Regions from separate parts of the Homo sapiens genome. Here all the other regions are linked to region 3. Evidence: chromatin contacts called from ENCODE Hi-C or POLR2A ChIA-PET data. All regions are on one chromosome and are shown on one strand. The core of a region is the stretch at or near the end of the contact, and the rest is flanking DNA. Distances in the headings are between cores, read along the strand shown. Region 1 overlaps LINC00578 (long intergenic non-protein coding RNA 578). Region 2 has its middle 86 kb from the start of TBL1XR1-AS1. Region 3 holds the start of LINC00501 (long intergenic non-protein coding RNA 501).

What was found. Hi-C counts contacts between places; a loop is a spot of excess contacts on that map. ChIA-PET counts read pairs that join two places held with the same protein, here RNA polymerase II (POLR2A). Pooled maps may share reads with other maps.
Region 1: a map of Calu3 shows a loop between it and region 3 (5-fold over the local background). The contact joins the enhancer-like site here to the promoter of LINC00501 in region 3. A Hi-C loop is called at or near these places in 2 of 168 maps with a recorded cell type or tissue (Caco-2 and Calu3) and 1 of 50 pooled maps. POLR2A ChIA-PET finds 5 or more read pairs at or near these places in 1 of 52 experiments (endothelial cell of umbilical vein).
Region 2: a map of cardiac septum shows a loop between it and region 3 (4-fold over the local background). The contact joins the enhancer-like site here to the promoter of LINC00501 in region 3. A Hi-C loop is called at or near these places in 2 of 168 maps with a recorded cell type or tissue (cardiac septum and endothelial cell of umbilical vein) and 2 of 50 pooled maps. POLR2A ChIA-PET finds 5 or more read pairs at or near these places in 1 of 52 experiments (GM12878).

What each region holds. Positions count from the first base shown.
Region 1 is chr3:177,677,881-177,680,889 of GRCh38, reverse strand. All of the region lies in intron 3 of LINC00578 (long intergenic non-protein coding RNA 578), which reads right to left. Among named protein-coding and RNA genes, the nearest start is that of LINC02015, 140 kb to the left of the region's middle. Within about 2 kb of position 1,274, at least 6 of the 41 ENCODE cell types and tissues checked have a DNase peak (open chromatin) inside an H3K27ac peak, as active enhancers do; they include endothelial cell of umbilical vein, where a contact is called at or near this core.
Region 2 is chr3:176,949,815-176,952,675 of GRCh38, reverse strand. No RefSeq gene overlaps it. Among named protein-coding and RNA genes, the nearest start is that of TBL1XR1-AS1, 86 kb to the left of the region's middle. Within about 2 kb of position 1,360, at least 6 of the 41 ENCODE cell types and tissues checked have a DNase peak (open chromatin) inside an H3K27ac peak, as active enhancers do.
Region 3 is chr3:177,292,767-177,295,788 of GRCh38, reverse strand. It overlaps LINC00501 (long intergenic non-protein coding RNA 501), which reads right to left and starts at 1,347. Exons shown (of 2, transcript NR_047465.1): 1 at 1,292-1,347. RefSeq lists an enhancer at 918-2,117.

The DNA of each region.
Region 1 (3,009 bases), core at 25-2,524, 390 kb before region 3:
CTTGTATTTCTAGTGCCTAGCACAGTATCTGACACCAAGCAAGCATTCGATAAATATTTGATGAATAAATAAATGAATGGAGCTGGAATTTAGTGATTATGTCTTGGATGCGAAGTGAGTATTTGGCCTCAGCAACAAAGAGCACAAAATAATCTAGAACTGGGGCACAAGATTGGAGCAAGACAAAGAAGACATACTAGATGCTGAATTTCTTTAAATACTTTAAGTTGGAAACCAGTCTAGTCACAGAGTCAAGAGCAAAGATGAGTCACCAAGAACTCAAAAGAATTTAGCTATTTAGGTGGCATGTTGAGTCAGGAAGCCAAGAAAGTTATTATTTATAAATTATTATATAATCTGATTGGAAAAGGTCAATAATAGTAAAAGATCTGGGTTTGTTCTTCATAAGCTTATCTGTTACTCCAAGAAGCAAAACCAGCCTTGAGCAATACTGTAAAATAAACCTCACCTTCTTATCTCCCCTTTTGTCATTATCTTATAGTCAGCAAATGCCCCTCCTCAGGTCCAATGGCTTTAAATTTTAATCACCCCTTACTACCCACATCATCCAGGGACAATACCACTTGCTCTTGCTTCAGATGTTCTCATCATAAGTGTACCCATCTCATGTCTCAATCATCAGGCTTTGCTCCAGCTGGTTGCCTAACTCACTCATCTGCTCATGAATTCAGAAAGGGCATTAGTGATAAATTCAGGTAAAATATAGTCTTGTTTATTAGTGCCTTCTGGAGACAAGGTCTTTGCCCAATGGAGTATCTCTAATCATGAACATTTCTAAGTGAAGTAAGGCCACTGGGGAGGAGATCAGGGGCTGGCTGAACTTTTACTGCCCTTTAAATCACACCAGGGGAGGCAGCTACTCTTTCTGTCAGATCCGGCAGGCTGGCTAGCAAACCCTTTTAAAACAGCAACTGTCCTGGTTAAATTAACGCTGAAAGACCTCTCATGGCAAAACCTCAGCCTGGGGCCAGTCAGAAAGATAACGGTTTCATTAGCTGGTATCTTTTCAAAAGGATGCCTGAGTCATTTCCCTTTAGACCACTCTGACTCCTCTATTTCTGGTTATCTCAAAACACTTCTTATAAATTAATAGTTGAAAGCACACATCAGTGGTCTGTGGTGTCCCTTATATATGCCTTTGAAAAAACATCACCAGATAGCTAAAGAACAAAATTAAACTTTTCCTCCAAGACTGTAACTGTACCCAAACCACACCTGCCCCAGCAGTTACTCACGGCCTAAGGAGGGACATCCTGCTACAACCCGATGATGAGTTTCAGGGTGTTTGTGTTCAAAAAACCCTGCAAAATACCAGGCTGCCAAGTTAATAAAAGGGAAGTGTTGGCAACCATTGTGTAGGCTTATGAATTTTACCCATTTTTCTTTTCCTAGTGTCACTACTGCTGCCTTATATTTTTTTCAGAAATAATAGAATATAAGTGAATTCATATAAATATATATGCATATATATACATATACATATATACACACATTCATACATATGTAAAGTCACTATTCCTAGAAATATTCCCAAAGGAAGCTGCCTTTTAAAATGTTTTTCCTTCAAAATAACAGAGTAGGTTATAGTCTTTGTTGTGAATTATAATCGTCTCACATATTCAGCAGACAGCTCTCTAGAAACTCAACCAAATACATTTTCCCTCTTGAACTGAACAGAAACAATAACAAAAAAGAAAAGACTCTAGCACTGAAGAGGAATGTACTTAGATCAGGTTTATAGACTTTATAGCAGACGATAAATAAGGTCACCCTGGAGCCATAAAGGCCAGAACTAATTGACATATTCAAGGATTCATGAAACCAACAGAATGTCTTTAGCCAACGGAGGACATGAAATTAAACATACAATGGACTGTATGTAGGAAGCAGACCCAGGGAAGCCAGTCAAATGATAGGAAATGGCAGAGGAAAAGTCAAAAGAGAAATCAGGCAAACAGCCACAGCCTTTTATAAGCTCAGACACCTGAGGATACCATTCTGTGACCCAACAGTTTACAAATAATAAAGTGATGGTGCTGAGTCTTAATGAAAAGGTTAGGTCATATCTGATAGACTGTTTAATAAGACAGGAAGATGAGCAATGCATCCTAGATAATTATCCATTAACAATGGTTTTCAGAAAGGTTTGATACATAAAATGTATTTTTAAGAATCTAAACATTGCAAGTACTTTATTCCTGAATGTCAACCAATAGATGAAGTGTGAGTATGTTAGTTAACCATGTTCAAGAACTGAGAACAATAGAGGGAGAAACTGTCAAATGTCTACTCTATTATTTTTTACTCCAGTTTTGTTACTTTCAAGTACTTGGAGTATTTTTAATTTTAAAGGACCTGTTTTAATAACTAATAATTAGATATGCATGTTCTCAAATTAACATATTGAGAGTTGAAGAATAATCCTTCTGAAAAGCTTCTATATATCTATTTCAGTCATTTATCCAAGTATGCCAGGGACACTTCTTCACTTCTTGGTCAGGAGATACAGTGGTGAAAAGGTTTTTTGTCTATCCAAATGGCATCCCAGCCTCAATATGATTTTGCTTTTACTTTTGCTTAGAGTCTAAAAATTCTTTGTTTGTCACTCAAATTATTGTAAATTCTAAATCAACTAAGTTTATATGAAGTGGCAATTGTGCTAAGCAGTTCTAGCCTCAAGAAATATTCAGATCAATACAAACCCATCCATGATCACCTGGACTCAGAATCTAGCCATGAAGAACCAAGTAGACAGTCACTGAAATAAAATAAATGCCATGTTAGAGCTGTAAACACAAGACTTATTATGAGAGCAATGACAAAAGGAGTAAGCATCGTTTAGTGTGTGTGTGTGTGTGTGTGTGTGTGTGTATGTATGTATGCTCACACATATATACATATAGATCCATTAACAATATATGTGTATATATGTATATATATGTATTGTGTGTGCATATATATATGTAGTGTATATTTGTGTGTGCATAT
Region 2 (2,861 bases), core at 111-2,610, 340 kb after region 3:
GAGAATATTGTCAATTTCAAATAAGAATCACAAACTCCGAAAGACCAGTGGAGTGGGAATGAGGAGTGGGCAAGAGAGGTACATACAGGGTTGAAGAGAAATACAACTCTTTAGGAAACCAAAATCAGATGTATTATTACAGCTAAGGACAAGGGAAGGTCTATGACTTTTAAAAAATGGCTTTTCTTCCAGTACCATACAAGTCTGACAGAGAAACGTGGAACAAGTTGCCTGTCTTAAAAGGACAGAGATGACATTTTCAGACACCTTCAAGTGCAAACAAGTGGCTCTTTCCATTGAGGATTCAGCAGTGAAGTTATGATATCTAGCCCAGAAGCTAAATGTTGGATTTGCAAATACAGTTTATTTTATATAATTCAACATCATAAACAGCAGGCATCTGCTGCTCTGCTTACTGCCCCCTGCCCCGGCCAGTTTTCCCCTCCCCTGTGCAGACTCTGTAGAGGAAGCAGTGATGCAGCCCTATGGCTTTGAAGTGAGATGAGTTCTTCTAATTCCGCTATGAGCTCATTCTTGTCAAACTCTTCCAGACCCTGCAGGTCTTGAAATCGTTGTTAAAATCTCCTCTGCAAGTTCTTGCTGGTCAGCAACATCCTGCATTAACTCCTCGACTCGACCCGTGGCGTCCTGGGGGTCAGGCCGCCCTCGTAAGCCTTACTCCCTCCCACCCCAAACAGCTTCCTGGATACCTGAACACTGATTTGGTTGCTGTTCCAGTGTCTGCTTCCAGACCCCTCCAATATTTCTTAAAGTATATTTCATTTCTTTAAGGTTTTCAGGGACCCATTTTCTTCCCTTATTTTTGCTCCATATTTTTATGCCTGCATAATTCTTGTCCTACTGGCCAGATTGTAGCTTTTGGGAGTGAACAGTAAGAATGGAATGCCTTGAATTTGCATTGGGCGAGCTGGAGATTAAATTTATTTTCTTTCCTCTATAAGGCCCCAATTTGTGTGTGTGTGTATTTTAGTAAGAATGCAGTGCCAGCCTCACACCTTAATGTACTGTAAAATGTCTCATTTACCTGTCCTCTTTTTTTGGCTGTTTTTCCTTTTCCTTTTTTACACCTGTTTGCTCCACATGATTCCAAAGAGATGAGAAACAATTTATTTGAGCTTTTGTGTTGCTTATTGTCAGTCTGAAAAACAATTGCCAATAAACTGTATTGATTCATATCATTAAACATACATGGACTCACACATACACACGCAATCAAATTTTAGTGTGACCAAATTGCAAAATATGTCTTCAGCATGGTTGCCTTGTCAGTGACCAGCTGAGACTGCTGATACAGGGCCCAGCATACGTATGCTCCTTGGCTGTACTGACCAGCTGGCATGTGGCACCATGCTGGCACAGGGTCCTGTCAGTCAGCCCCACAGGCATGCCATTCACCCAGAATTAGAACCAAAGGGAAGATCTTTTTTTTGTACACTGTTAGCAGAAGTGACCTTTCCCAATGGCTTAGAATAATTTTGTAAGTGCGAAGGAGAGCCATTTATTAGCATAAGTTCTTCAACAGCCTTATTTAAGGCTAGAACCCGGTGATTTTTAATTGCAAATATTGGCTGTGAATTGCTGGAAGGTGTAATAATGTTATTCCTGTTTTGAAATTCCATTACACAGGACTGAGTCAAAGAGCGTCTGTGAGTCACCTGAATTTCTCTCCTGGGCAGCCACACATTTGATTTTGAATCATTGTGCTGCCTTGGATCCAAGGAGAGGCCCACTGTTGTTTTCACCTCTAGCCCTTGTCATCCTCTCTAGTTCTGTTTTAATGATGAGGGATGGTAAACTGGGCTGGGAATCAAGAGATGAATATTTGGACTACATTTCTACCGCAATGAGTTGCATGACCTGTGATTAGATAGGCTGGGATTTAATGGTAATTCACTGAAAAATTGCCATACCAGTTATCACCATGTCACCCAAAGATGTCCAGGATTTAGGATTTATCATTCATTTAATAGTCACAACAAACAAAACAAAATACACTCAAGGCCAAATCCACATCTGGTTGGGAATCCTAGTATCTCTGTGGTGGGGGTAGGGTTAAACTGTTCCTGGCACATTTTTCTTTGCTTTCCTAACCTTGATTTCCTGCTTCTGTTAAATTCTTATTCCCTGTTTGCATCTCACCTCCTGGCCATTTTTTTTCCTTTTCTATTTTTGTCATTAATTCCATATATGGAAGACAACTTTGTCTTTAATTTTCCACCAATTTCTTTTACCCAAGACAGTGTATCTTGCAGATTTTTACTGAAAGTCTGGCATAAAGTGTGTGTATGTGTGTGGGCGGGTGGGTGGTGGTGCTAGAAGTTGAATTGCATATTCCCCTAACCCCAAATTCATGTGTTTATGTTTTAATCTTCAGTACCCCAGAATGAGACCGCATTGAGAGATAAGGGTCTTTAAAGAGGTAATTAAAGTTAAATGAAATAATTGAGATGGGCCCTAATTCAATATGACATGTGTCCTTATAAGAAGGGGAGATTTGGACATGGACACACAGAGAAAAAGAACATGTGGAGACCCAGGAAAAAGCCATCTCCAAGCCAAGGAGAGAGGTCCCAGAAGAAACCCACCTTGCCAACACCTTGATCTTAGGCTTCTGGACTCCAGATTTGTGTTGTTTAAGCCACTCAGTCTGTGGTAATCTGTTATGGCAGCTCTAGCTGACTAATACAGCAGGGAGATCTCAGAATAGAACACTGCATGGGAAACAATTTAAAATGGAAGAGTAGCCATCTTTATTTTAAAGATCTCTGGGCTTCTCTCACCAATGAAAATTTCTCGTGGCCAGTTTTTCTTTTTAAGATCTGGTCTTTTTTTTTTTTTTT
Region 3 (3,022 bases), core at 98-2,597:
AGGGAGTTTGAGACCAGCCTGACCAACACAGAGAAACCCTGTCTCTACTAAAAGTACAAAATTAGCCAAGCGTGGTGGTGCATGCCTGTAATCCCAGCTACTCAGGAGGCTGAGGCAGGGGAATCGCTTGAACCCGGGAGGCAGAGGTTGCAGTGAGCTAAGATCGTGCCATTGCACACCAGCCTGGGCAACAAGAGCAAAACTCCATCTCAGAAAAAAAAAAAAAAGTAAAAGGACATGATTAGAGAAAATTGAAACAGCCCAAGTCACCAAATTCCTAAAGAAGTGATATCTGGTTCTATAGTTGCCTATCAGTGTGTTAATGTGTAGGTGTGGAGGCCTGGCTACACCCAACACCTACCTGGGAACCAAACAATTCCTACCAACTAATTCCTCCTTTTAATTCCTAGAGTTGTTGCTTTTCTTTCCCACACCTTTATTTACTCTCCCTCCCTCCTGGAGGAGGAGTTGAGACATCTGCAGATACACCTTCCTGGGAAGGTAACCGGCTAGGTCGTGGGAGTTTGAAGTCCAGCCCAAGCCCTCATCCTTATCTCATTGTCAATTGTCTTATAAGGAAATAGTCCAGGCACAACAATGTCTCCTCTTCCTCCAGGTCATGAGTTATTTCCTTATAGACCTTTTCTAACCAGTCTTACCCTTAAAAAAGGAGCTGAAGAACAAACCTGTGCCATTCTTGATGTGAGATGGGGAAGATTTGGAGGTACTGACCTGTGGAGTTTCCATTAATATGTAGCCGTGCACAGTGGCTCACGCCTGTAATGCCAGTACTTTGGGAGGCCGAGGTGAGTGGATCACCTGAGGTCAGGAGTTCGAGACCAGCCTGGCCAACATGGTGAAACCCCGTCTCTACTAAACACAAAAAATTAGCCGGGCATGGTGGCTCATGCCTGTAATCCCAGCTACTTTGGAGGCTGAGGCAGGAAAATCACTTGAACCCCAGAGGTGGAGGTTGCAGTGAGCTGAGATTGAGCCATTGTACTCCAGCCTGGGTGACAGAGTGAGACCCCATCTCAAAGAAAGAAAAAACAAAGTAATTACTCTCCTCATATAGTTGAGCATAAATTCAGCTAGCATGGACTTGGGGTTCTGCTGACAGGCCTCCATAATATATGCACAATATGTCCATCCAGAATGCATAAATATGGAGTGCATACCTATAGAATTACCTGCCTAACACGTCTTTTCTAAGAATGTATTTCTTCCCCACCCCGACTCTCACAACTCCCACTCAGGTACATTTTTACCACAGGAGTCACTTTACACATACCTTAGGGCCCTGTTCCCCGGTCATTGTTCATTCACCCACAGGTTAGCACTGGACTTAAGCTGGGCCACAGTCCTGCTTTGTGGCTCATAGCCTAGGGATGACGAGCAAGCTGAACTAATCTCTCTTCACTGGCTCCACATTTATTAATAGATATGAACTCACATGCTCCTGGCAAGCATGTCCTCCACTAAGAGAAGAAAGCCACTCTGAAATGAGAGAGTGAAGCCAACATTCAGAGGGGAACATGAGATGAGAAGAATCCTGACAACCTTCTAGTGTCTGGCTTTCAGCATTCAGAACCCAGCTGCATCTCTGCTCTTCCTGTGTCTTGATTATTCAATTATTCCTAGAATTCTATTTAAAAAACAAAAAACAGATCAAAAGAAAATACTGGAATCGGTTGGGTGCCATGGCTCGTGCCTGTAATCCCAGCACTTTGGGAGGCCAAGGCGGGCAGATCACCTGAGGTCAGTAGTTCCAGACCAGCCTGACCAACATGGAGAAACCCCATCTCTAGTAAAAATACAAAATTAGCTGGACGTGGTGGCAGGCGCCTGTAATCCCAGGTACTAGGGAGGCTGAGGCAGGAGAATCGCTTGAATCCGGGAGGCGGAGGTTGCAGTGAGCCAAGATAGCGCCATTGCACTCCAGCCTGGGCAACAAGAGCGAAACTCCGTCTCAAAGAGAAAAAAAAAAGAAAATACTAGAATCCTTCCAATCAGTTGCCCTTCTTACATAAGGTAGTTTATGTTGGGTTTCTAACATCTACAACAAAAAGTTCCTAAAAATTATAGAATGTGACGCTCTTCAGTGCTCAGATTGTGTACTAATGAGACATCACCTGATTCCTGGGAGAAGGAAGTGAGATAATGAACGCAGGATTGCTTTGTCACCTATACAACATGATTCATCGACGATCCTTCTGAAGCCCTTACATTCAACTGACTGAAAATAAAAATTTCTGCTTAAAGACCAAAGGGTTTGCCATGCTTTATAATTTTCTTACTTTTTCATACTTTCTGTAATATCACTTTTTTTGAAATCTTGAGAGTTACCCAGTCTCCTTTAGATTAATAGAAACTTGACTACAGAATCAATGCATGTTATATAGGCACAAGAATACCATTTGTAGAATAGCCTACTGTGGCACTTTCCCACCCCTAATGCCTGGACTCTGAGGGATCTGTGAAGTGGGCAAGACATTCTAGGGTTATTTTTAGCATTTTAAAATCTCTAGCTGGCCGCAGTGGCTCACGCCTGTAATCCTGGCACTTTGGGAGGCCGAGGTGGGTGGATCACAAGGTCAGTAGTTCAAGACCAGCCTGGCTGACATGGTGAAACCCCGTCTCTACTAAAAATACAAAAAATTAGCTGGCCGTGGTGGCAGTCACCTGTAATCCCAGCTACTCGGGAGGCTGAGACAGAGAACTGCTTGAACCCTGGAGGTGGAGGTTGCAGTGAGCCGAGATCGCGCCATTGCACTCCAGCCTGGGCGACAAAGCAAGACTCCATCTCAAAAACAAACAAACAAACAAAAAAACTCTAACGACAATTGTACTTGCACCATATATCTATTTACACAAGTTAACCGTAACATCATATTTCTTTGCTTTGTGCTAAAATTAGATCAATTCAGTCTTCCAGCTGACTAGCTCATGTTGCCCAAGTTCTAATTGGCTGTTGATGATACCCCTGGCATTGCTCTGGTGAAACTTGTGGATCAGACTGTTA